Regions from separate parts of the Homo sapiens genome. Here all the other regions are linked to region 3. A link is an interaction called in ENCODE POLR2A ChIA-PET data of the cell type or tissue named here. Cell type or tissue: A673. All regions are shown on one strand.

Region 1 (8,000 bases), 350 kb before region 3:
CCCAAAGTGATTTTATCCAGTTCTATTTAAAAATCCTTCCAGAACTTTTTGGACCTTTCCTTGGTGACTCGGGGTCACGGGTGTAGTCGCAGGTCATTGGTGTGGGTGAGGCCTCCTGCCCTGGCCCTGCATGGACTCCCCTCATATCCTGGCACTTACAGGGCCTGTCTTTCTCCCCACCACCTTTTGTAAGCTGCTGTTGGCACCTGGCCCTTTTGTTGGGGTAAGGGCCTGATGATGGTCATATCCTCCCTGGGTTTTGAGGGCAGCCTTGCCATGCAGAGAGGCCTTGCTCTCTTCTGGGTTGGTAATTCTCTGCCTGAGTTTAATGTGATGGATTCTAGAAAGCCTGACCCTGGGGTGAAGGGATGTTGCTTGACTACACGTAGTGACTCAGGATTGGAAGGGAGTACTGGTAATGATAGCTTATCCCTAGGTGATGGGAAATAGGACTTAGAAAGCAAATGATAAAGGTGTGAGCACTGCTCACCTGTGTGAAATTGTATTAAGATAACACGCAGCAGTGATAGTTAAGGCTTTAGAATTATAGGAAGTTTCTCCTTGTTTTCCACACAGTACCATTGCCCTTTTACTTTTAGATTAATGTTTAAGTAATAACTTTGTAATTAAAATAAGTATAAATAAAAAGAGCTTGGTTGTCTAGGCATTTGCATTTTACCAAGAAGCTTTCCATAGCCCTCATTTTGTTTTCAGGACAGCCTTGTTGATTTGTTTCCCTTTTCATTGTTTAGAGGAGAAAGAGAGTCAGAGCTAAAGGGGTGAGTGGTTTTGCCTGAGGCCACCTGCCAGGACCCCATATGGGCCTCTGAGCCCAAGCCCAGAGCGCCCAGGGAGGCCTGTGACGGGGCCTCTGCCTGGACCTGCAGGGTGGTCTTTAGATAGGATCAACTGTGTATTCTGAAGTTTCCTATTGAATGAAATGAAATCTTCTTAATGTAAAGTGATACCCAAACCGTAGTTTGTGAGCATTTTCATGTTTTAAACTGCATTTGTCTTTCATTATATTAAATTATGTTGTCGCCAACCGAGCGTGCCAAGATCATGAATTGTGGTCTTCAGAGGAACCACAGAGCAGGCAGTGCTCCCTGTACAGACGTCCAAGCCCGCTATTAGTGGGTTCTGTAGCTGTCTGATTGGCTGGAGCTGGCTGCCTGCTCGCCACTTAGCTCGCACGTGGTGATGCTTTAATTAAGCAATTGCGACCTTTGCTCCTGCAAATGTGTCATCAGATAAGGAGACTGGGCATGTGCCACCAAGGAGGATGTGCGTGGGGGGTGCAGAGTCAGTGGTGAGGGGCTGTCTGCACAGGCCCCCATGTTCTGAAGTTTCTGAGGGACCATTCAAGAAGCTTTACATTCCTGCCCATTTAATTCTTGCAACCAGATAGTGTTCTCTCCACTTGATCCATCAGTAAACCTAAGCTCAGAGAGATTCAGTGGCCTTCAGAGGGTCACCATCAGAGCTGGTGCTCTGCCTACCGAAGCCCACACTCATTTCACCTCCTCTGGCTGGCTGGAATAAGTAAGTTGTGAATCACTCTCAGATGTGAACATCTTTAAAAGATAATTAATCTTTCTCCCCCACCTCTGAGAAACATAGACATGAGGGAGATTATGTGTGTCCTTTGCTTAAGACGGCATCTATGTCTGTAACTAACTTGGTTTCAATAATCTGAAAGTTTACAACCATTTACACAGCAGGGAGATAAGGGCACAAAAGGGAGAGCTGCTGGGGTGCGGTCAAGGCCGTGGGTGACTCGCTGGTACACCCACCCCATGATGCATCCCACGTGGGACAGGAGGAAGATTCCAGAGGCCCTGGCTTAGGAGTGCCTCATCTTCGGCAGATGCATTTTAAAAGGCATCTTATGCTGTTAAAGAGCAGGTAGACAAGGGAGAAGAAATTGTGTTTCTGTAGAGGACTGCACTTTGTAAAATTGCGAAAGGTCTTCACATTTTGTCAACGTTGTGATATCACATAAGAGCATTTGCTCAGGTATATTAGAGCAGATATTTGTTTTGTTTTGTTTTATTTTGAGACAGAGTCTTGCTCTGTCGCCCAGGCTGGAGTGCAGTGGCGCGATCTCGGCTCACTGCAAGCTCCGCCTCCTGGGTTCACACCATTCTCCTGCCTCAGCCTCCCAAGTAGCTGGGACTACAGGTGCCCGCCACCACGCCCAGCTAATTTTTTGTATTTTTAGTAGAGACGGGGTTTCACCGTGTTAGCCAGGATGGTCTCTATCTCCTGACGTGATCCGCCTGCCTTGGCCTCCCGAAGTGCTGGGATTACAGGCGTGAGCCACCGCGCCCAGCCGATATTTGTTTTTATGCTTGGGATAATCATCACTTTTGTGTCAAATGACTTCTTTTTTGCTTTCTTTAAATCTTTTAAAAATTGAAGGTTCAACATAGAAAACAATGTTCTGAGTAAAAAACTCTTTGTAGTTTACCTTCCACGCACAAAGTGGTTTTTGTGTATCTTGATCAAGTAACCTATTCCCTGCCAACTTTGTACCAAGCTTCAGAAGAGGCAAGAGAGGTACGTTGTCTCTGTCCTGCCTCAAGGCAACACTTCGAGGTTGTTAGTTTGAATGTGAGGAAGCTGTAGGTAGTGAGATCAGGTGCCTAGTTCAAGGCCATCCAGTTTGTAGATGGGAGAGATCTGGAGCTTGAACTGACCTCGCTGTTTCCTTTTCAATAACTGACATTGTTATAATTGTATTATTCAGATTCACTTAAATATTTTCTCAAGTATTTTCCATGTTTTACCTTCATCTTCAAAAAGATTATTAATGGTTATATTATCCTGTTGACGTAATGAGATTAAAACATTCCCTAGTGCTGGACATTTTAGGTTATTTCCACTTTTTTGCTAATGTAGATGAATTTGCAGTTTATAATTTCATCCTTTTTCATCTGTGTAATTAGTTCCTGGGGATAAATTCCCGAGAATAGAAATCTTGTATTAAAGGGTATGAACACCTTAAGAGTGTTTTGAAAGCCTGTCTTGCTGCTTGTAAGTGTATTTTTCTGATTTTTTGGGTGAAAAAATGGGGATTCTTTCTCTTTAAAGTGCCTGCCTTGGCCTTTAGAACTTCCAAGTATCTGTGAGATAAGAAAGTTCTGTGAGGGTTTCTTAAATGAGTCACATTTCCTTCCTAAGTTTCTGGATATCATTTTACTTGAATTGGTTGCCATACTTTGATGAGCAAGGAACGCTGTTTTAGAAAATCCTTACTACTTGATGATTAATCCTTGGAGCTAATGTTCCACGTTCCCAAGGTTGTGAGTGCTTATGGCCACATTCCTGCATCAGCTCAGCCATCGCGGTAGGTATCTCACAGACCTTCTCTAGCTTTCTTTTCCTCACTTAAGGGATGCATATTGGAAAGACTCTGCAGGGTTCTTTCTGCCAGGCAGCCTGGGGGTCGTGTGGTCCTTTAGAGTTCATCTCTAGCTTCTAGATGCTGCTCTCATGGGGGTTCCTGGCTCTGTTCATCTCCAGAGACAAGCATCTCAAAGGGAACCTGGGAAGTTTATAGCACTGGTGCTTGCTTGCCTTGTTTGCTTGTTTGTTTTTCTGTTCTGGTCTGCTGTGGAACTTGTCACCATGTCCCCTCCCCATGGACTGACTTTCCTACCCTCCACTGTCCCTTAGGTATTCACTCTCAGACTGAGTGGTGTCCTGTTTTCCTGGTGGCTCATTTGCCAGGGTCTGCAAAGGACAAGGTGCTTAGCAGGGACAGAGAGGGGCTCCAGGTGGGGAGCAGTGGTCAGGCCAGCTGACCTTAGTGCTTACCCCTGGGTCCCCTCCCTAGAATTCCTGCGATGCCTCCACCATGTCTACCCTCTCCCCACAGGGGCTGTTTCCCTTTTAGTTCTCTTGCCTTACTGTGGGCAAAAGCTTACTTTTCTTGGTTCCTCTTATCCCAGCTAAGAAAAGCTGATGTTCACAACAAAATGAAGAGACTTGACTACCCAGGAAGGTAGACATAAGAGGAAACAGCCACAAACAGCACAGGCATACAAGTGTCTTGCTTCCCAAGCACAGGCAGGTTTTTGTGCCCACACTTCAGGGCTCGTCTGACTGCACTGGCTCTGCCAGGCGCTGCCCAGCTTCCTGCTTCCCCTCCCAGTCCTGCTTCTTCTGTCAGTAAAACAAAATTTTAGAGTGATGCTTTGCTTGATGCTTTGGGGGCTGCATTTTTATCACAAGTGTGGAAATTGTACTTTGCTCTGGTTTCTACAGATGCCTAAACATGTCTAGGTTGCTGTTGCCTTGGCAACTGGCTGAGCTGTTGGTTGTGTGTGTGGTGAAGGTTCTGGCAGGGGCTTCATGGAAGCCTCTGGTCATCCTTAGAGCTTTTCAGCTAAGCTGGCGGTTACTCCCAAGCCCAGAACCATATGCTCTTAGCTCCCCTTTGTCGTTTGGAGCTTCCCATTTTATTTCCCTGAGAAATCCCTGCTCAGCTGCCCTAGACTTGGGTGGGTGGTATGGCATGGCATGGCATGCACTGATAGGGCTGATTTATTTCGAGACTGGATTTTTGGTAACACAAGACGTGATTCCATAGCAGCCCTTGGCCTAAGTTTTATTTGAGGTCGGACGGGGCCCAAGGGCTGCTTGTGCTCTCCCTTCAAGTGCCTTCTGCTTTTTAGGCCTGGGGTGCTTGTTGGGGCCCAGAGCTGGGCCTTGCCTGAGAGTCACGCAAAAGCAGGGCCTTCCAGTACTCCAGAGGGGTACTCCTGACCACCTGTAAGCCATGGGAAGAAAGTCAATGTGATTGGATCACGGCAGTGCCACACAGTATGTCTCCTTTTATGAAGACTGAGTGAAAGGATATAATCAATTCCAGTTTTATCCTTTGTTATTTTCTTTAATGCTTCTTGTATTTCCTTTTGGATTTATTTCTTTTCTTCTTAGTCTTGCAAATGTGAGTCTGAAGTTGCTGATGTGGGGGTTGGGGCTGACTCATCACCTCCCCTTATAGCTCAGACAAGTCACCTTCCTTAAAGTTTTTTGGGTGTACGCTCATTTCCAGAATTGCTATTTTGGGCCCATGCTTTTCTCTCTGCTGCCTCTACTAGGAACTTGCAGGTTCACGAAATTTAGAAATAGTTTAACATAACATGAGCTCTTACTAGTAAGTAAAGAGGTGAGTAGAGAGAGAAACCTCCTCCAATCCTCCAAACCCTCCAAAAGCCTCATGTTAGCAGTGTGATTGGTGGAGGTGGAGACAAACTCAGTCCATTGGGAACTCGTGGGGTTACCAGGTGGGAGAGGGGAGTTCTCTCCTTGGGGTAGAGTTGGCAAATTACCAGTCCCCACAAAGGCTGCAAAGCCCTGCTACCCACTCCCTGTGCATCCTGCTGTCCAGGATGGCTGGCTTTTGGGGTCCTGACCTGGAACCCGGGTTGCTTTTCCCCATAGGAGGGCCTCTGTCTGGAGCAGAGGTTCAGGGAGAAGCCTCTGGCATGTTTTGGTCTTGGGCCGGCCCCGTCCATTGGGGCTACAAGTGCCTGCAGTGAGCTGTTGTTAGTAAGGAGCTCTGCAACCAGATTGCCTGGGCTTGAATCCCAGCTCTGAGATTGGTTGTGATACCTACCTCACCTTTGAAATGGGGATCATGATAGGATTGTTGTGCAGATGGGATGCATGAATGTGTGCCCTGCACTTGTGATGGCATTGCCCTTAGAGAACTCCATTGTAGCACAGCCATCGGTGCCTCTGAGCCTGCCAACCATCTTGCCTTGGGACTCTTTGATTCCCACTTTACAGTTGAGGAAATAGGCTCAGAGAAGCTTAATATATCTTCAGATCTGGGTCTGTCTCAGGGTTCTCTCTTCAAAGCACTGGTGGTCCCCCACAGTGGCCCTGTCTCCCCAGCAAGTTAGGGAGTGACTGCCAGGGGACTGCTCCATCAGTCCTGTGCCCACCAGGCATAGTCTGTAGACAGCATTTTTTTTTTTGAGATGGAGTTTCATTCTTGTTGCCCAGGCTGGAGTGCAATGGCATGATCTTGTCTCACGGCAACCTCCGCGTCCCGGGTTCAAGCGATTCTCTTCTTCAGCCTCCCAAGTAGCTGGGATTACAGGCATGTACCACCACGCTGGGCTAATTTTGTGTTTTTAGTAGAGACAGGGTTTCTCCATCTTGGTCAGGCTGGTCTTGAATTCCCAACCTCAGGTGATCCACTGGCCTTGGCCTCCCAAAGTGCTGGGATTAGAGGCATGAGCCACCACGCCTGGCCTGTAGACAGATTTTTTAATGCCTCCGTACACACACATACACACACACATTAGACATTTATATGTTACTGAAATGGGAGAGTTCCCTGGACCCCTTCGAGGTACTTGGGACAGGGGTGTGGCTGGTTTGCTTAAACCACTTACAGGAGGGGGAGCATGCAGGTGAGCAAGTACAGGGGCCGAGGCGAGCACTTTTGGGCTCTGGCCCCACAGCAGTGTCTAGGGTTGTTACAATGCTCTTTTAGCCCTCCTGTCTGAGGACGGCTTAAGTGTTAAACGGCTTAAGAGTCAGTGTGACAGCCTTTTTGGGTTCAGCATCCCGAATTATCTGGCGTCCAGGAAGAATCAGGTCACATGGACTTGAAGGATGGTGAATGCGGGATTTTATTGAGTGATGGAGGTGGCTCTCAGCAGGATGGGGAGCTGGAGATGGGATGGAGTGGGAAGGTGATCTTTTCCTGGAGTTTGGCCATTCTGCAGCCGATCTCCTCTTCAACTGCCCCCAGCTCAACTCCTCTCGACTTCCTCTCTTCTCTCCTCTGCCACTCTTCTGCTCCTGGATTCTGGGGTTTGGGGTTTTATATGGGCACAGGATGATGGGGGACATGGTGGGCTGAAAGGCAACATTTGGGTGCGAAAACAGGAATGCTTGTTCTCATTTAGGGCCTTGGGTCCAGGCTTGAGGGTGGGGCTCTCACCAGGGACCCTGCCCTTCTGCCTCGTGTTTGTATCATTACTATATATAAATGATGCTGTGATTATGATTAACAAAATACCAGTTTACTTTAAAACTTGAATTTACAGTAGCCTTTTGTCATCTGGAGTTTCTAAATCATTGAATGTGAAAAATACTATTATTTAGGGATCTAGCAACCTTATTGATCTTTAAAAGGCTTAAGTTCAGAAAAAGTTTATTGTTGCCCTTTTCTTGCTCTGTGTTTTGGTGTCTGCCCTTCTGTCTGTCTGGCATCTGTGCGAGTCATGCGTCAGGGCATGTTGGGGAGATGGAGGCCAGTGTGGCTGGGTTGAGTTATAAACTGGAAGCAAGGTTGGGAGCCCAGAATCCAAACCAGGTTCAGACTGGGAGAATATCTGAAATCCCTGCAGCAGCAAAGAAGGTTCCTATATTCACGGTCCCTGAAGGAATTTTGCTGGGTCCCCAGGTTCTCTGGGAGCATTGATGTGTCTCACTCTCATGGTACCAAAGACTTTCTGTTTTTATTCATCAACTTCCTGTATTTCCTTCTGCTCCCTCCTTAACCTGGGGTTGGCTCTAGTTTCAAAGTTAATTCTCAAATCCAAACCTCAGACTTAAAGGCTGGTAACTGCCCTTGGATATGTTTGGGGCTGGCTCCTGAGAAACCTCTTTTCCAGGAAAGCTCTGGCCTGTTAGATTTTGCTCTGTAATTTTACTGCCTTGCTCACCTAACGGTGGTCACTGGTGTTCTGAGACACGTGGGTGGAACTCAGCAATGTTTCTTCACTTGTATTTTTGTTTGTTTGTTTTTTGAGACAGAGTCTTGCCCTGTCGCCCAGGCTGGGGTGCAGTGGTGTGATCTCAGCTCACTGCATCCTCCACCTCACGGGTTCAGATGATTCTCCTGCCTCACTCTGCCTCCCGAGTGAAGTAATAGCTGGGACCACAGGCATGCGCCACCATGCCTGGCTAATTTTTGTTGACCTGTATTTGGATCTTATATTTACATGAGAATTTCATGCAAATAGATTCTT
Region 2 (8,000 bases), 460 kb before region 3:
TCGGAGCCGGAGTCCCGAGACGTCGCCCCGCCAGCGACTTGCTGGAGCGGTAAAACCTGGGCACGGCTCCCCACACTTCCAGCCGCTCGGCACCCGGGCCGCGGCCTGGGCGCTAACCGCCGGGCTCGAGCTGGGCGGAGCAGCGGGCGGCAGCAGGGTCGGGGGCACTCACCTGGCGGCGGCGATGCTGGCAGCGTCTGTAAGCCACCCGGGAGGCTTCGTGTCTGCGGCCCGGCTGCCGGCGCGGGACCTAATAGGCCCGGGCGCCCCGCCCCTCCCGCCCCGCCCGGGTCCCGCCCCTCCCCGGGAGCGGCCTCTCGCACCCCGAGCGCGGAATCCCGGACTGGGGTCTGAATGGCATTGGCAACAGAACCGCTACAAGTGCAGCCCGTTGGCTTGTTTACAGCCTCTCTGCCCCCTGCTGTTCTGCAAGCTTGTTTTGTCCCGTGCGTCGCTGTTTCCCCTGCGCCCAGCACGGGCGTGCACTCAGGGGTTTCCATCAATATCGGGGGGATCGATCCATTGACAGAATCTGGCCCTTTACACGGATGGCCTCCGTTCGAGCTCAAAGTACTCCTCGGTGCTTTTTTTCACGATCATTTTACCCACGTGGAAACCGAGGCTCCAAGAGGACGAAATGACTTAAATGACAGCGTGAAGCCAGCGTTCAAAGACGTGTGCTCCTTAGGCTGGCAGCTTTGGGATTTAGGTGTTTTAAAGCCTATTTCACAAATATGAAAACCGAGGTTCACATTTGGTTAGCAGCAGCATCCAGTGATCCATACCCGAAGCCAGGGGGCTGCCCCTCCACTGCCGCCCGTCCGCAGCCTTCCAGCTGCATGACACACCCACTGCCTTCCCCCTCCCGTCGGGGCTCCGGGTCCGCGAGAGGCGGGCGGGACTGGGAGGGATTGGGGGCAGGGGGCTCACGTGCAGACCTGGTGAGACGGACCCCACAGCGCCTGGCGGGGCGAACAGAGAAATCAGAAAGCTTCCAGGCGGGGTGGGCGGGTGGGCAGCCTGCTACGCGGGGATGGGTAGGACCTAACTCCAGCCCTGGGGTATATTGGGGGTGGGAGAAGGCAGAGCGCTCCTGGAATAACAAAGTAACAATTGTCCTGGGCACGGCAAAGCTTGTTTACTTCTGTCTTGATCCCCTCAGAGATTAGGGGAGGGGCAGGGACAGGGGTTCCCCTCCCCCAGCTCTGTCGTTTGCTACCTGTTGGGTACCCTCACTCTGTTCTTCCCACCTCTAGGGTAATTACTTCCCCTTCAATGTTCTCATCTGTGAAATGGACAACAGCACCTACCAAGAGCTGGGCTGTTGGGAGGAACAGAGGAGGTAAAGTGTGATAAAGTCTTCAGAGCCCCTCCCGCCTTCCGGGCTCTGGACCTTCTTTGCTTTTGTGGGGTTTTTTTGTTTGTTTTTGTTTTTGTTTTTTTGAGACAGAGTCTAGCCCTGTTGCCCAGGCTGGAGTGCAGTGGCACAATCTTGGCTCACTGCAACGTCTGTCTCCCAGGTTGAAGCAATCCTCCCGCCTCAGCCCCCCTAGTAGCTGGATTACAGGCGTGTGCCACCATGCCCGGCTAGTTTTTGTATTTTTAGTAGAGACGGGGTTTTGCCATATTGGCCAGGCTGGTCTTGAACTCCTGACACCAGGTGATCCACCGGCCTCGGGCTCCCAAAGTGCTGGGATTACAGGCGTGAGCCACCACTCCCGGCCCTGTAGTCTTTTCTTCTAGGGCCTCCAAACTACATCAACCCCTACAAAGCAGCTCGCCCTGACTGTGGCTAACAGCCACAGAGTGCCTTACAGTCAGGAGCAGGGAACCCTTCATAATGGGGGCTTCCCTCTGAATGCATTTTGCAGATGAAAAAATTGAGACTCAGGGAGGTAAAGCAATGACACGGGGTCTCATGGGTCCGAAAGACCTGATATATGTGAGATGCTTGCAGAGGGGTCTTAAGGCTGGAGGCACAGTGCCAGGTATGTAGGAGATGTTCAGTAAACATTAGCAGAAAAGATGGAGAAAGAAGGACCGTTTGGGGACACTGGATGATTCAAGGGCAGAGTGGGTGCAAATACAGTACTTATTTACTTTGCAAAATCCCAAGACAATATGCTGATCAAAAGGAGGAAGAGATGGCTGGGCATGGTGGCTCACGCCTATAACCCCAGCACTTTGGGAGGCCAAGGCAGGTGGATCACCTGAGGTCAGGTGTTTGAGACCAGCCTGGCCAACATGACGAAACTCCATCTCTACTAAAAATTAAAAAACTAGGCCAGGCGCGGTGGCTTGCGCCTGTAATCTCAGCACTTTGGGAGGACAAGGCAGGCGGCTCATCTGAGGTCAGGAGTTTGAGACCAGCCTGACCAACATGGAGAAACCCCATCTCTACTAAAAATACAAAATTAGCTGGGCGGGGTGGCACATGCCTGTAATCCCAGCTACTCGAGAAGGTTGAGGCAGGAGAATTAGGGAGGCAGAGGTTGCAGTGAGCTGAGACCACGCCATTATACTCCAGCCTGGGCAACAAGAGTGAAACTCTGTCTCAAAAAAAAAAAAAAAAAAGTAGCGGGTGTGATGGCACTCACCTGTAGTCCCAGCTACTTGGGAGGCTGAGGCAGAGAATTGCTTGAACCTGGGAGGCCTTGATTGCAGTGAGCCAAGATCGTGCCACTGCACTCCAGCCTGGGCAACACAGCAAGATTCTTCTGTCTAAAAAAAAAAAAAAGCTCACGAAGGAAACTGTCTTGGAGATGCATGATCGCATGATCTATTGAATGAAATGGCATGCTGTATAAATCACTGTGTCCATTAGAATCCTATATTCTTTAAAAATCCATGTATGGCTGGGCAAGGTGGCAGGTGCCTGTAATCCCAGCACTTTGGGAGGCCGAGGCAGGCAGATCACAAGGTCAGGAGATCGAGACCATCCTGACTAACACAGTGAAACCCCATCTCTACTAAAAATACAAAAAAATTTAGCTGGGTGTGGTGGTGGACGCCTGTAGTCCCAGCTGCTCAGGGGGCTGAGGCAGGAGAATGGCGTGAACCCGGGAGGCGGAGCTTGCAGTGAGCCGAGATTGTGCCACTGCACTCCAGCCTGGGCAACACAGCGAGACTCTGTCTCAAGAAAAAAAAAAAAAAATCCATGTGTGAAAGTCTGGAAGGAAATATAGCACAGCAAAATGGGAATAGTAGTCATCTCTGGGCATCATGAAGTTCATTACCAGGCACACCTAATCTATGGCGCTAGAGGTGACATTGGCGGCTCCCTCTCCAGGGTGAAGATGGGTATTGGCTGGGAAGGGGCATTATGGAACTTTCTGGGGTGACACAGATGGTGGCTGCAGGGGTGCATATGTATGCAAACAGCTGAATGCTTAGGAACTGTGCATGTTTTGGTATGTCAATTAAACTCAATACTAATACAGGTGTATTGAGTTTTTGTTTGTTTGTTTTTGTTTTGTTTTGTTTTTGAGATGGAGTCTCACTCTGTCACCCAGGCTGCAGTGCAGTGATGCCATCTCAGCTCACTGCAACCTCCGCCTCCTGTGTTCAAGAGATTCTCCTGTCTCAGCCTCCAGGGTAGCTGGGACTACAGGCATGCACCACCACGCCCGGCTAATGTTTTTTTTTTTTTTTTTTTTTTCTGTATTTTTAGTGGAGACGGGATTTCACCCTGTTGGCCAGACTGGTCTTGAACTCCTGACCTCAGGGAATCTGCCCACCTCGGCCTCCCAAAGTGCTGGGATTACAGGTGTGAGCCACCACGCCTGGTCCTATTAGTTTGTTTTTTTGTTTTTGTTTTTGTTTTTGTTTGGAGACAGCGTCTCACTTTGTCATCCAAGTTGGAGTGCAGTGCAGTGGCGTGATCTTGGCTCACTGCAACCCCTGCCTCCTGGGCTCAAGTGATTCTTGTGCCTCAGCTTCCTGAGTAGCTGGGATTATAGGCGTGCATCACCACACCCAGCTAATTTTTGTATTTTTAGTAGAGACAGGGTTTCACCATGTTGGCCAGGCTGGCCTGGAACTCCTGGGCTCAAGGGATCCGCCCACCTTGGCCTCCCAAAGTGCTGGGATTACAGGTATGAGCCACCGCTCCCAGCCGTGGTTTAGTTTTCTGCCTTGTGTTTTCATGTATTTTCCGGATTGTCTAGATAAACGTGCAAAAACATTATCTTTTTTTAGAAGAGGAAGAAAACTATGTTTGGTCTTAACTGAAGCCAGAGCCAAGCCAGAGACAATGCCAAATGCCTACCTTCAAGACAGTGGCAATGCAGGGACAGACAGAAAGTGACTGTGGCGTCAAGCAAGGGAAAACTAAGCGCCAGGCTCCCACAGAGGACACAAATATATCAGGGAAAGCTTCATGGAGGAGGAGATATTTGAGGGGAATTCAAAGAAGGGACTGGATTCCAACCAGAATAGAAAGGTGAATGTGGCCTAATTATCCTGTCGGTACTGGGGAGCTATGGAAGGACACTGAGCTGGAAAGGAACAAGAGGTTAAGGAATTGGAATCTAGCAGCCATGCGGAGGGGTATTGAAGGGAAAATAATGCCCATTGTCTCCGAGAGTGCCCAGGGCTCCTAAATAGAGGTATTGCAGCCTCCGTCCAACTGATTGGCGTACCCAGGCTGCCCCCCGACCCACAGCTGGCCAGCAGTACATCCGTCAGCTGGCATTCTGCACACCCAGCCTGGACTCAGCTCCGAAGCTGTGAGGCCCTCCATGGACAGAGCTGTTGTACATCCTCTGAAAACTTTTTTTTTTTTTTTTAAACTGAGTCTCGCATTGCCGCCCCGGCTAGAGTGCAATGGCACAATCTTGGCTCATTGCAACCTCCACCTCCCAGGTTCTAGCGATTCTCCTGCCTCAGCCTCCCAAGTAGCTGGGATTACAAGCGCCTGCCACCAAGCCTGGCTAATTTTTTGTAGAGATGGGGTTTCACCACGTTGGCCAGACTGATCTCGAACTCCTGTCCTCGTGATTCGCCCACCTTGGCCTCCCAAAGTGCTGGGATTATGGGCGTGAGCCACCGCGCCCAGCCCTTTTTTTTTTTTTTTTTCTGAGACATATTCTCACCCTGTCGCCTAGGCTGGAGTGCAGTGGTGCGATCTTGACTCACTGCGACCTCCGCCTCCTAGGTTCAAGCGATTCTCCCGCCTCAGCCTCCCAAGGCTCTGAGATTATAGGCACGCACCTCACGTCCGGCTAATTTTTGTATTTTTTAGTAGAGATGGGGTTTCACTGTGTTGGCCAGGTTGGTCTTGAACTCCTGGCCTCAAGTGATCAGCCCACCTCCACCTCCCAAACTGCCGGGATTACAGGTGTGAGCCACTGCGCCCAGCCTAGGAAACTTTATTACATTCCCAGTTTATCGGTGAGGAGACTGAGGCTTTGAGAGGCCAACTGAGCTGTAGGGTGGAGGGGCATAGACACTGCACCTGACATGAGGGGTGGAGGCTGCCCTTCACAGCTGTGTGAGCTTGAGCACAGCCTCGTGCATCAGAGGCTGTCTTTCCCACACTCTCTGGGAAATGGAGATTGCGATACACAACTCATAAGGATGTTGGCAGGATGTCAGACCCAATGCCAAGTGATCTTCACTATTGTCCGAGGCTGGTGGTGGGGCTACTGCTTCCCTTCTTCTCCTGCTTATTTTACTTTCTTCCACAGCACCTTCTGCTCTCTTACATATTTAGTCACCTGTCTATTTGCTTATTGTCTGACTCCCATCCCCCACTAGAATCTAAACCAGACTCATCCTGCGCCGCTCATATAGTAGGTGCTCAGTAAATAGCTGGGGGTTTTTTGGTTTGTTTTTTTGTTTTTTTGTTTGTTTTTTGTTTTTGAAACAGTTTCCCTCTTGTCACCCAGGCTGGAGTGCAATGGTGCAATCTCAGCTCACTGCAACCTCCACCTCCCAGGTTCAAGCAATTCTTCTGCCTCAGCCTCTTGAGTAGCTGGGATTACAGGCATGCGCCACCAAGCCTGCTAATTTTTGTACTTTTAGTAGAGACAGGGTTTTGCCATGTTGGCTAGGCTGGTCTCAAACTCCTGACCTTAGGTGATCTGCCTGCCTTGGCCTCCCAAAGTGTGGGCAGAAAGCCACCCAGTTGCAGAGGCAAGAGACTGAAGGCACAAGCTGTTCCAATATAATAAAGAAAATAGGATAAGAGAAAGTTATATTAGAAATAGGATATAGAGATGATTATATATGGATATTATCAATCATTAGTTTCTAGTATTAATCTTTGTATTATTATTATTATTATAATAACCGAGGAAAAACCAGGCCATACAGAGTCAGGAGCTGAAGGGACATTGTGAGAGGTGACCAGAAGACAAGAGTGTGAGCCCTCTGTCACACCCGGATAAGGGCCACTTGAGGGCTCCTTGGTCTAGTGGTAGCGCCAGTGCCTGGGAAGGCACCCGTTACTTAGCAGACCAGGAAAGGGAGTTTCCCCTTCCTTGGGGGAATTAGAGAACACTCTGCTCCACCAGCTCTTGTGGGAGGCCTGACATGACTCGGGCCTGCCCATAGTCATCCGGAAGCTTCAACGTCTCCCTGTGGTGCTGTGCTTCAGTGGTCACGCTCCCTGTTCACTTTCATGTCCCGCCTGTACACCTGGTGCCTCTTTTAAGTTCCTAGAAGATAGCAGTAGCAGAATTAGTGAAAGTATTAAAGTCTTTGATCTCTCTGATAAGTGCATAGAAAAAACGCTGACGTCTGCTATCCTCCCTCTCTGCTTTAGCAACCACAAAGGGAAAGGCTCCCTGTCACGTGGACACGTGACTTGCTTGACCTTATCAATCACTTGGGATGACTCACTCTCCTTCCCCTGCCCCCTTGCCTTGTATACAATAAATAGCAGTGCGTCCAGGCATTCGGAACAACTACCGGACTCCGTGCATTGGTGGTAGTGGCCCCCTGGGCCCAGCTGTCTTTCATACTCTCTCTTACTCTTGTGTCTTTCTTTCTATGTCTCCGCACACGACGAGAAAACCCACAAGGCCCAGTAGGGCTGGACCCTACGCCAAAATGCTAGGATTACAGGCGTGAGCCACCATGCCCAGCTGTATAGCTGTTGAAGAAATGCATGCATGTTGTGTGCATTAGGGCCAAAGAGACACATCTATTTTTGGGTGATTTCCTCCCTCTGTCCCTCTCTTGGTTCTTCCCCCCGATAGGCTTCTCCTTGAACAACAGTTAAGAACAACTTCTGGGCCGGGTGCAGTGGCTCACGCCTGTAATCCCAACACTTTGAGAGGCTGAGGCGGGCAGATCACCTGACCTCAGGAGTTTGACACCAGCCTGGGCTACGTGGTGAAACCCCATCTCTACTAAAAATACAAAAAATTAGCCAGGCATGGCAGCATGTGCCTGTAGTCCCAGCTATTTGGGAGGCTAAGGCAGAAGAATTGCTTGAACCCAGGAGGTGGAGGCTGCAGTGAGCCAGGATCGTGCCACTGCACTCCAGCCTGGGTGACAGGGTGAGACTCCAGCTCAAAAGCAAACGAACACAAAAGAACAGCTTCTGCTGAGGCTTCACAGCTTCTCTCTCTCTCTTTTTTTTTTTTTTTTTTTTTTTTTTTTGAGACAGAGTCTCGCTCTGTCACCCAGGCTGGAGTGCAGTGGCGTGATCTCGGCTCAATGTAACCTCTGCCTCCCCACTTTGAGCGACTCTCCTTCCTCAGCCTCCTGAGAAGCTGGGATTACAGGCACCCACCACCACACCTGGATAGTTTTTATATTTTTTATTGAGACAGGGTTTCACCATGTTGGCCAGGCTGGTCTTAAATCTTGACGTCAAGTGATCCACCTGCTTCAGCCTTGCAAAGTGCTCAGTTTATAGGCATGAGCCATCGTGCCCAGCCCTCTCTCTCTCTCAGTCTCTCTCTCTCTCTCTCTCTCTATATGTATATATATGTGTGTATGTATGTATATATGTATATATGTGTATATATGTATATATGTGTATATGTGTA
Region 3 (8,000 bases):
CCGGGGCTGCCTCACAGTCAGCACCTTGCAGGAGGTGAGCAGCCCCCATGAGCTTCAGGGGAGAAACCTACCCCTCCCTTTCCAAAGAAACTGGACCCCCAACTTCCCTCAACCTGCTCTGCTGACCACACTGGGGAGACATCCCTACCTCCCTGGGTGCAGGCAGGATTAGACCTCAGGGTAAAAAGGAGGGCTCAGAGCAAAAACGATATGTTATTTTATTTTATTTTTTTATTTTATTTTTTGAGACAGAGTCTCGCCCCGTTGCCCAGGCTGGAGTGCAGTGGTGCAATCTCGGCTCACGGCAACCTCCAACTCTCGGGTTCAAGCAATTCTCCTGCCTCAGCCTCCTGAGAAGCTGGGACTACAGGCGCCCTCCACCATGCCTGGCTAATTTTTGTATTTTTAGTAGAGACGGGGTTTCACCATGTTGGACCAGGCTGGTCTCGAACTCCTCAGGTGATCTGCCTGCCTTGGCCTCCCAAAGTGCTGGGATTACAGGTGTGAGCCACCAAGCTTGGCAGAAAAAAGGACATTTTAACAGTGTCCCCTGGAAAGCAGCAAGTTCTGGGGCCTCACTTGGCTGTTGCAAGCAGATCCAAACCCCAGAAAGGAAATGTGTTGGGAGCTGAGGCCCAGATCAATAAATGGGCAAAATAAACACCCTTGGCACAGTCCTGTGCCAGGGTTGGGGGCAGCCAGAGGACAGGATTGCTGGAACTGGGGACCAAGCCAGCTGGAGGGTATGGACAATGAGGGGTCTCCAGTGACCCCATCTTTTTTTTTTTTTGAGAGAGAGAGAGAAATATGCAACTGGACAATTTGTTAGCTTTTCTTTTCTTTTTTTTTTTTTTTTGAGATGGAGTCTCTCTCAGTGGCCCAGGCTGGAATGCAGTGGTGTAATCTCAGCTCACTGCAACCTCCGCCTTCCGGGTTCACGCCATTCTCCTGCCTCAGCCTCCCGAGTAGCTGGGACTACAGGCATCCACCACTATGCCCGGCTAATTTTTTTTGTATTTTTAGTAGAGACGGGGTTTCACCGTGTTAGCCAGGATGGTCTTGATCTCCTGAACTCATGATCCACCCGCCTCGGCCTCCCAAAGTGCTGGGATTACAGGCGTGAGCCACCGTGCCCGGCTAGCTTTTCTTTTCCTTTTTTTTTTTTTTGAGTCTCAAACTCCTGACCTCAGGTGATCCATTCACCTCAGCCTCTCAAAGTGCTGGGATTACAGGCGTGAGCCACTGCGCCTGGCCTGTGTGTTTTTCTTTTCCTCTTTTTGTTAGTTTTTCAATTAAAAAAAGACACCTAACCCATGTAGTGTCATCTTTCTACAACCAGTGTTCCCATGGGGGTAAAACTATTCAGATTACTTGCACGTAAAAAATAATTTAACCTTTAGCATGAAAATATGTGGCAAAACCCAGAAAGATCCATCATGAATCCAAGATACTTTCAGCAAAAAGTTATACCAAAATAAATAAAATAAAATTGAAATAATGCTTAGCTGATCCCAAGTCAAGATTTACGTTTGTATTCTATGGCAGTAGGTCCCTCCCTCCACACTGCCCCCAGAGTTCCCTCTTTAAAACCAGTAGGTGAGCTGGGCACCGTGGCTCACGCCTGTAATCCTAGCACTTTGGGAAGCAGAGGCGAGTGGATCATGAGGTCATGAAATCGAGACCATTCTGGCCAACATGGTGAAACCCCGTCTCTACTAAAAATACAAAAACTAGTTGGACATGCTGGGCGTGGTGGCTCACGCCTATAATCCCAGCACTTTGGGAGGCCGAGGCAGGCAGATCACCTGAGGTCAGGAGTTCGAGAACAGCCTGACCAACATGGAGAAACCCTGTCTCTCCTAAAAATACAAAATTAGCTGGGTGTGGTGGCGCATGCCTGTAATCCTCGCTACTCGGGAGGCTAAGGTAGGAGAATCACTTGAACCTGAGAGGCGGAGGTTGCGGCGAGCCGAGATCGCACCATTGCACTCCAGCCTGGGCAACAAGAACGAAACTCCGTCTCAAAAAATATAATAATAATAATAATAATTAGCTGGGCATGGTGGCACGCACCTGTAGTCCCAGCCACTAGGGAAGCTGAGGCAGGAGAATCGCTTGAACCCCGGAGGTTGCAGTGAGCCGCGATTGCAGTGAGCCTGGCAACAGAGCAAGACTCCGTCTCAAAAAAGAAAAACCAACCAACCAACCAAACAAACAAAAAAAACAGTAGGTCAGGTGGGTGGGTAGGCAGACGGGCATGGTGGCTCATGCCTGTAATCCCAGTGCTCCGGGAGGCTGTGGTGGGAGGATGGCTTGAGCTGCAGTGAGCTGTGACTGCATCACTACACTCCAGCCTGGGCATCAGAGCGAGATCTCTTCTCTGGGTAAATAAACCCAGTGAGTCACTCCCTCAGCTACCTAGATCCTGCAGGGCTCCCCATTCTCCTTGACATTCCAGTTCTTTCCACCCGGGGCTCCACATTGCCTCCCCAACGTCACATCACACCCCAGCTCGGCTGTATCAGCCCCTCTAACCTTGCCCATCAGGCCTCTGTTCACCTGTCTCCACCTCCAGGCCCTGCCAGCAAGGCGCTTCTCCCTTTCTCTGCCTGGTCTGTGCCACGTTGCCTGAACACACAGCCCACCCCATCCCCTCAGAGCACCAGGAGCTCACATCTGGGTCCAAGACCCTACCAGGAGAGCAAGGCAAGAGAATGACGCTAAGGCCCAGCATGAGCCTACACAGAGAAGGTGCCCACTGTCTGTCAAATTCATCCATTCAACAAGTATTTAGGCTGCTCATCGTGGCTCACGCTTATAATCCCAGCACTTTGGGAGGCCAAGGTGGGAGGATGGCTTGAACCCAGGAGTTCCGGACCAGCCTGGGCAACATAGTGAAACCCGTCTCTACAAAAAAATGCAAAAATGGCCGGGCGCGGTAGTTCCCACCTGTAATCCCGGCACTTTGGGAAGCCGAGGCAGGTGGATCACCTGAGGTCGGAAGTTCGAGACCAGCCTCACCAACATGTTGAAACACCGTCTCTACTAAAAATACAAAATTAGGCCGGGCGCGGTGGCTCACGCCTGTAATCCCAGCACTTTGGGAGGCCGAGGCGGGCGGATCACGAGGTCAGGAGATCGAGACCATCCTCGCTAACACGGTGAAACCCCGTCCCTACTGAAAATACAAAAAATTAGCCGGGCGCGGTGGGGTGCCTGTAGTGCCAGCTACTCGGGAGGCTGAGAATGGCGTGAACCCTGGAGGCGGAGCTTGCATTGAGCCGAAATGGCGCCACTGCATTCCAGCCTGGGGGACAGGGCGAGACTCTGTCTCAAAAAAAAAAAAAAAAAAAAAAAAAAAAAGATTAGCTGGTTAGCCAGATGTGGTGGCACATGCCTGTAATTTCGGGAGGCTGAGGCAGGAGGATCTGTTGAACCCTGGAGGCGGAGTTTGCGGTGAGCCGAGATCGCGTCAATGCATACCAGCCTGGGCAACAAGAGCGAAACTGCGTCTCAAAAAAAAAAACAATTAGCCGGACGTGGTGGCATGTGCCCAGCTACTCAGGAGGTTGAGGCAGGAGGAACACTTGAGCCTGGGAGGTTGAGGCTAAAGTGAGCTGTGATCAGGCTCCTGCATTCCAGTCTGGGCAAGAGTGAGACCCTGCTTTACCAAAAAAAAAAAAAAAAAAAAAGGTATTTATTGAGCACCTACTATATGCTAGGCTCTGTGTGGCTAGGCTCTGGGGATGTACGGGACTTCAAACCAGATAGGGCCTTGCCCTCCGGGAGCGCACAGTCCACTGGGATGGGGTGGGAGTGGGGGAAACACGCAGGAGGCCTTCAGCTAAGTGGGACAAAGATCACTCCACAGTGGGACAATGGCGTGGGGAGCGGAGGCGCCGCCGGCGAGGAGGCTCCGGGCGGGCCGTGCTGAGACCGCAGCATTTAACCCGGCCCGAGGCAGCTGGGAACAGTGCTGCCCAGGGAACTACAAATTCAAAGGCCCGGGGAAGGGCCGCGCTGAGCAGCTGCAGGCACAGGCCCAGGCCAGGCCAGGCAGGACCGGCCCCTGCAGTCTCGGAGGCCGGGGGAAGATTCCGCCTCTTATTCTCGCTCCCATCCGGGGGGCGCCATCTTGCTTCCTTTATGGCGGCGAACGAGGCCCAGAGAGGCCACCGTCCCGCGCGGGGCAGCACAGCGGCGGGAGAGCTCGGAGCGCAGAGGGCCGCATCCCCAGTTCCCAGTCTCCATCCCCGGCAGAAGCAGGCGGAGCGACCCGGTCCCCGCCCCCGCGCCCGCCCCGCCCCGCGCGCCCGCCTGGCCCCTCGGCCCCGCCCCTGCTCCGGAGTGACGCGGGCCCGGGCGCGACGGTCTCGGCGGCGGCGGCGGCGGCGACAGAGCGAGCGCGGCGCGGGGCCACCATGGGGGCCCAGCTCAGCACGGTAGGCGGGGAGGGGGCGCCGGGGCCGCGGGGCGTCGCGAGGGACTGGGACCCGGCGGCGAGGGGGCGGGCTGGCCTGCGGGAGGTGACGCGGGACCCGGGCCGCACCCGGCCGCACCCACTTCGCCCGCCCAGCCCGCCGCGCCCCACCCCACCCCACAAGGGCCTGGGCGAGCTACGTGGTGACCGCTACTTACGCCCTGGCAGTCTGCAGCGGGGACCCAGCCCTCCTGCCCGGGGGGCGCGCCAGAGCCCAGCACCCGGGGGCACCTGGGCCCTGCCCTGGCCGCCGTGGGGCCTTGGCTGCTGGAGGGACCCGTGGTTGTGAGCGTGTGTGCCGCTGAGTGTGAGTGTGTGAGCGAGCGTGTGAATGGCTTGAGAGTGAATGTGTGTGTGAGTGTGACCGTGGGTGTGAAGGGCGGGCATGGAAACGTGTGATGGGGTGTGTGTGTGTGTACGGGAGTATGTGAATGGGCGATGTCACTGACTGCGACTGAACGTGTGTGTGTGTGCGATGTCACTATGTCAGAGGGTTTTGCACGTTTAGCAACAAGGAACAGAACCCGGATGACACGGGGGCATCCTCCCAATGCTCAGTGGGCCAGGCTCCCATCAAGGCCAGGCTCCCACTGACCCTGCAAGCTGTGCTGGGGACCTCACACTTTGCGGTGTCAGTGCTGTTTGCCCCATTTCACAGATGGGGAAATGCAAACTAGTCTTGGCCACCGTCCCACAACGCTGCCGCCGGAAGGAGCCTGCTCCATGGGGTTTCAAAGTCCACTCTGCTGCTGTCACTCCTGGGCTGGCCTAGAGCCACCTTCCCTTCCCCCCAGGCCACCTCCTCTCCCCAGTTTCTCAAAAGTTGACCATGGTGAGGCTGGAGGCTTGAGTCTGTGTGGACATGTGGAGGCTGCGGCTGCAGAGGGCAGCTCTCCTGTCAACTGTGACCCGCTAGGCGTGGGGAGGCTGGCACAGGAGGAATCAGCCCAGTGCTCCTCCACCTCCACCTCTACCTCTATGCCTGGCATCTGCCACTTGGAGGGCACCTGGGTCCTCCCTCCTTGGGGAGGACCTGGAGTCTCCTCCTTGGGGATCCAGGCAAAAGGCCTCTTGGCTTGGGTGGTTGCTAAGGAAAGTGTGGCCCAACCCAGAACTTCGGGATGTTCAGACCCCAGGCAACCTTGGCCAGGGTGAACCTGTGGGCATCACCCCAACCTCCATGCAACACCCGGCCCATTTTTCCCCAGAAAGCATCTGCCTCCTTTATTGTTGAAATGTCCTGCCTGTGTCTCTAAAGCTTCCCCTGGTCTCCACCCAACCCTTCCCTGCTGTTTTTGGTGGTGTTCCATACCTTCCAGCTGGTGGTTGGATTTATGGCCACGTCCCCTGCACCTGGCTGCTCCATACATTTCTTTTTTCTTTTTTCTTTTTTGAGAAGAGTCTCTCACCCAGACAGTAGTGCAGTGGCGCGATCATAGCTCACTGCAGCCTCAACCTCTTGGGCACAAGTGATCCTTCTACCTCAGTGTCCTGAGTACAGGCACGTGCCAATATGCCTGGCTAAGTTTTTTTTTTTTGAGATGGAGTCTCTCTCTGTCACCCAGGTTGGAGTGCAGTGGCATGATCTCAGCTCACTGCAACCTCCACTTCCTGGGCTCCAGCAATTCTCCTGCCTCAGCCTCCCAAGTAGCTGGGATTACAGGCACTCGCCATCACACCTGGGCTTCGCCATCTTGGCCAAGCTGGTCCCGAACTCCTGACCTCAGATGATCCACCTGCCTCAGCCTCCCAAAGTGCTGGGATTACAGGAGTGAGCCACTGTGCCTGGCCTAATTTTTTGTATTTTTAATGGAGACAATGTCTTGCTATGTTGCCCAGGCTGGCCACAAACTGAGCTCAAGTGATCCTCCCATCCCAGCTCCTCAAAGTGCTGGGATTACAGGTGTGAACGCCGTTCTTGGCCTCATTCCATATATTTCTGTTGAATGGCTGAGCAGTCCTCTGTAAGGGGCAGAGCACTGCCTGGGAGTCGGGAGACCTCCACCAACCCTCCCCCGCCCAGCCCCATCTCTCCAAGGGTGGGTGGGGATTACCCTTTGTGGGTGCTGCTGGGATCCTCGCTTGGCCCAGAATGTCTCCAGCACATTCTGAGCCAGGCCTCCTGGCTTACGGGCTCCCCACAGTCTGGAGGAGGCTGGCTGGGGGCCTGGTGCTCTAGGTGTCTTATCTAAGACATGCAGGCCCCATGGGAGGCCTCTCCCAACACTTTGTGGGATCCAGGCCAGGGGTTGGCCCTGGAGTCTGCCAGCCACACTGGGAAAACATTGGAGCTTGGTCTGCCATCCTGAACTGTGGTTCCCCTGCCTCCCAGCCCGGCTGTGAGTGCTCAGCGACCCTGACAGGCTGACAGGTACAGTCTGCCGGGCTTTCCTACTGTCCCTGGCAGCCCCATGCTTACTCTGCGGCCCAGATCCCAGCTCTGTGTCCACCTGTTCCTTCTCCTGGGTTCCCTTCCCCCACAGTTCCCAGCCAAGCCAGAGCCCCCCACTGCAGAACTTCCTCCACTCCCTCCCACTTCCTCCCGGTTAGAACAGGACCAGGAGGGAGGTGCCGCTCAGATTCTGGCAGGACCGCTGGCGGGCAGGCAGGGGACAGGTAAGCAAGTCACCCGACTGGCTTGTCTAAGCTCCAGGGCAGGGAGCTGGCACCTGGGGAGGACCGGGCCTGCCAGGTCGGGGGCCCTGGCAGCTCTCTCTGCCCACCCCTAACCTGGCCTGGGCAGAGTGGAGGCCAGGGTCCCAGTGGGGAATTCCAGGGGTGGGCAGCTGCGCAGGGCATTCTATGTGTGGGGAGCAGAGCTACGCAGCCCCTCAGCTATGGTGCATGAGCTGGGGGCTCCCTGGGACTCTGGCACCCTGTGTCCCTCTTCCCCTCTGTGTTATTAGAGGCAAGGAGAGGCGGGTGATGGGTTCCCTGGTGGGGCAGAGCATGGCTTGTGGGCATTAGGTCAGGGGCTGGGAGGCAGCTGTCTCCTGGGCCCCCAGGTGGCTGGGGTGAGGTGGTCTGTGTGTGTGAGTGTGTGTGTGAGTGTGCACGCAGCACAGGTGAGGAGGCACAGGGGTGGGACCTTGGCCTCAGCCACCTGCCTTCTGTTTACTTGGCCCACTGCTGGTGAGGGTTGGGGTGGTGCTGTGGACGAGGACGGGGCAGAGCCTGTTCCAACCCGTGTGGGTAGGAAGAGAGTGCACCCCACCGTGTGAGTCTGGCAGGGCCTCTGGCTTTCTGGAGGTGAAACCTTCGCCCCTCCACTGCTCCTGGCTGTGGTGCGCCCTCTCTGCCGGTGTCTGTCTCCCCGTCTGGCTTGAACTCGGGCGGGGCCTCCTGGCCTGTGTCCCCTGCGTTGCACATGGGACCTGCCACCTCAGTGCCCACTGGGGTTTGTGGACTAAACGACTGACCGACGGTGATGGTCTGCCTGTGGCTGCCTCCCCAGATAAGAACTTTTACCTATAAAAAGCCCACCCCTTCTCTTTAGTGGCCAGAAAGTGTCCCCGGGCTC

What was found. ChIA-PET counts read pairs that join two places held together with the same protein. Peaks named below come from ENCODE experiments on the same cell type or tissue, not always from the same donor. Only the 100,000 strongest peaks of a DNase experiment are listed, where the experiment ranks them.
Region 1: POLR2A ChIA-PET joins it to region 3 with 11 read pairs; 6 of 35 experiments call an interaction of 5 or more read pairs at or near these places.
Region 2: POLR2A ChIA-PET joins it to region 3 with 10 read pairs; 8 of 35 experiments call an interaction of 5 or more read pairs at or near these places.

What each region holds. Positions count from the first base shown.
Region 1 is chr22:42,997,659-43,005,658 of GRCh38, reverse strand. All of the region lies in intron 1 of PACSIN2 (protein kinase C and casein kinase substrate in neurons 2), which reads left to right. Among named protein-coding and RNA genes, the nearest start is that of PACSIN2, 13 kb to the left of the region's middle. RefSeq lists a silencer at 1,119-1,218 and an enhancer at 3,913-4,092. In A673, no CTCF peak of the experiment used is centred here; no DNase peak of the experiment used is centred here; H3K27ac peaks cover 1,077 bases.
Region 2 is chr22:43,102,976-43,110,975 of GRCh38, reverse strand. BIK (BCL2 interacting killer) reads right to left here and starts at 226. Exons shown (of 5, transcript NM_001197.5): 1 at 173-226. RefSeq lists an enhancer at 1-159 and a silencer at 107-276. In A673, no CTCF peak of the experiment used is centred here; no DNase peak of the experiment used is centred here; H3K4me3 peaks cover 892 bases; H3K27me3 peaks cover 509 bases.
Region 3 is chr22:42,645,737-42,653,736 of GRCh38, reverse strand. It overlaps CYB5R3 (cytochrome b5 reductase 3), which reads left to right and starts at 4,345. Exons shown (of 9, transcript NM_000398.7): 1 at 4,345-4,442. The coding sequence starts at 4,422. RefSeq lists silencers at 3,865-3,964, 4,275-4,464, 4,485-4,834 and an enhancer at 3,357-4,170. In A673, no CTCF peak of the experiment used is centred here; a DNase peak (open chromatin) is centred at 4,246; H3K4me3 peaks cover 1,332 bases; H3K27ac peaks cover 2,794 bases.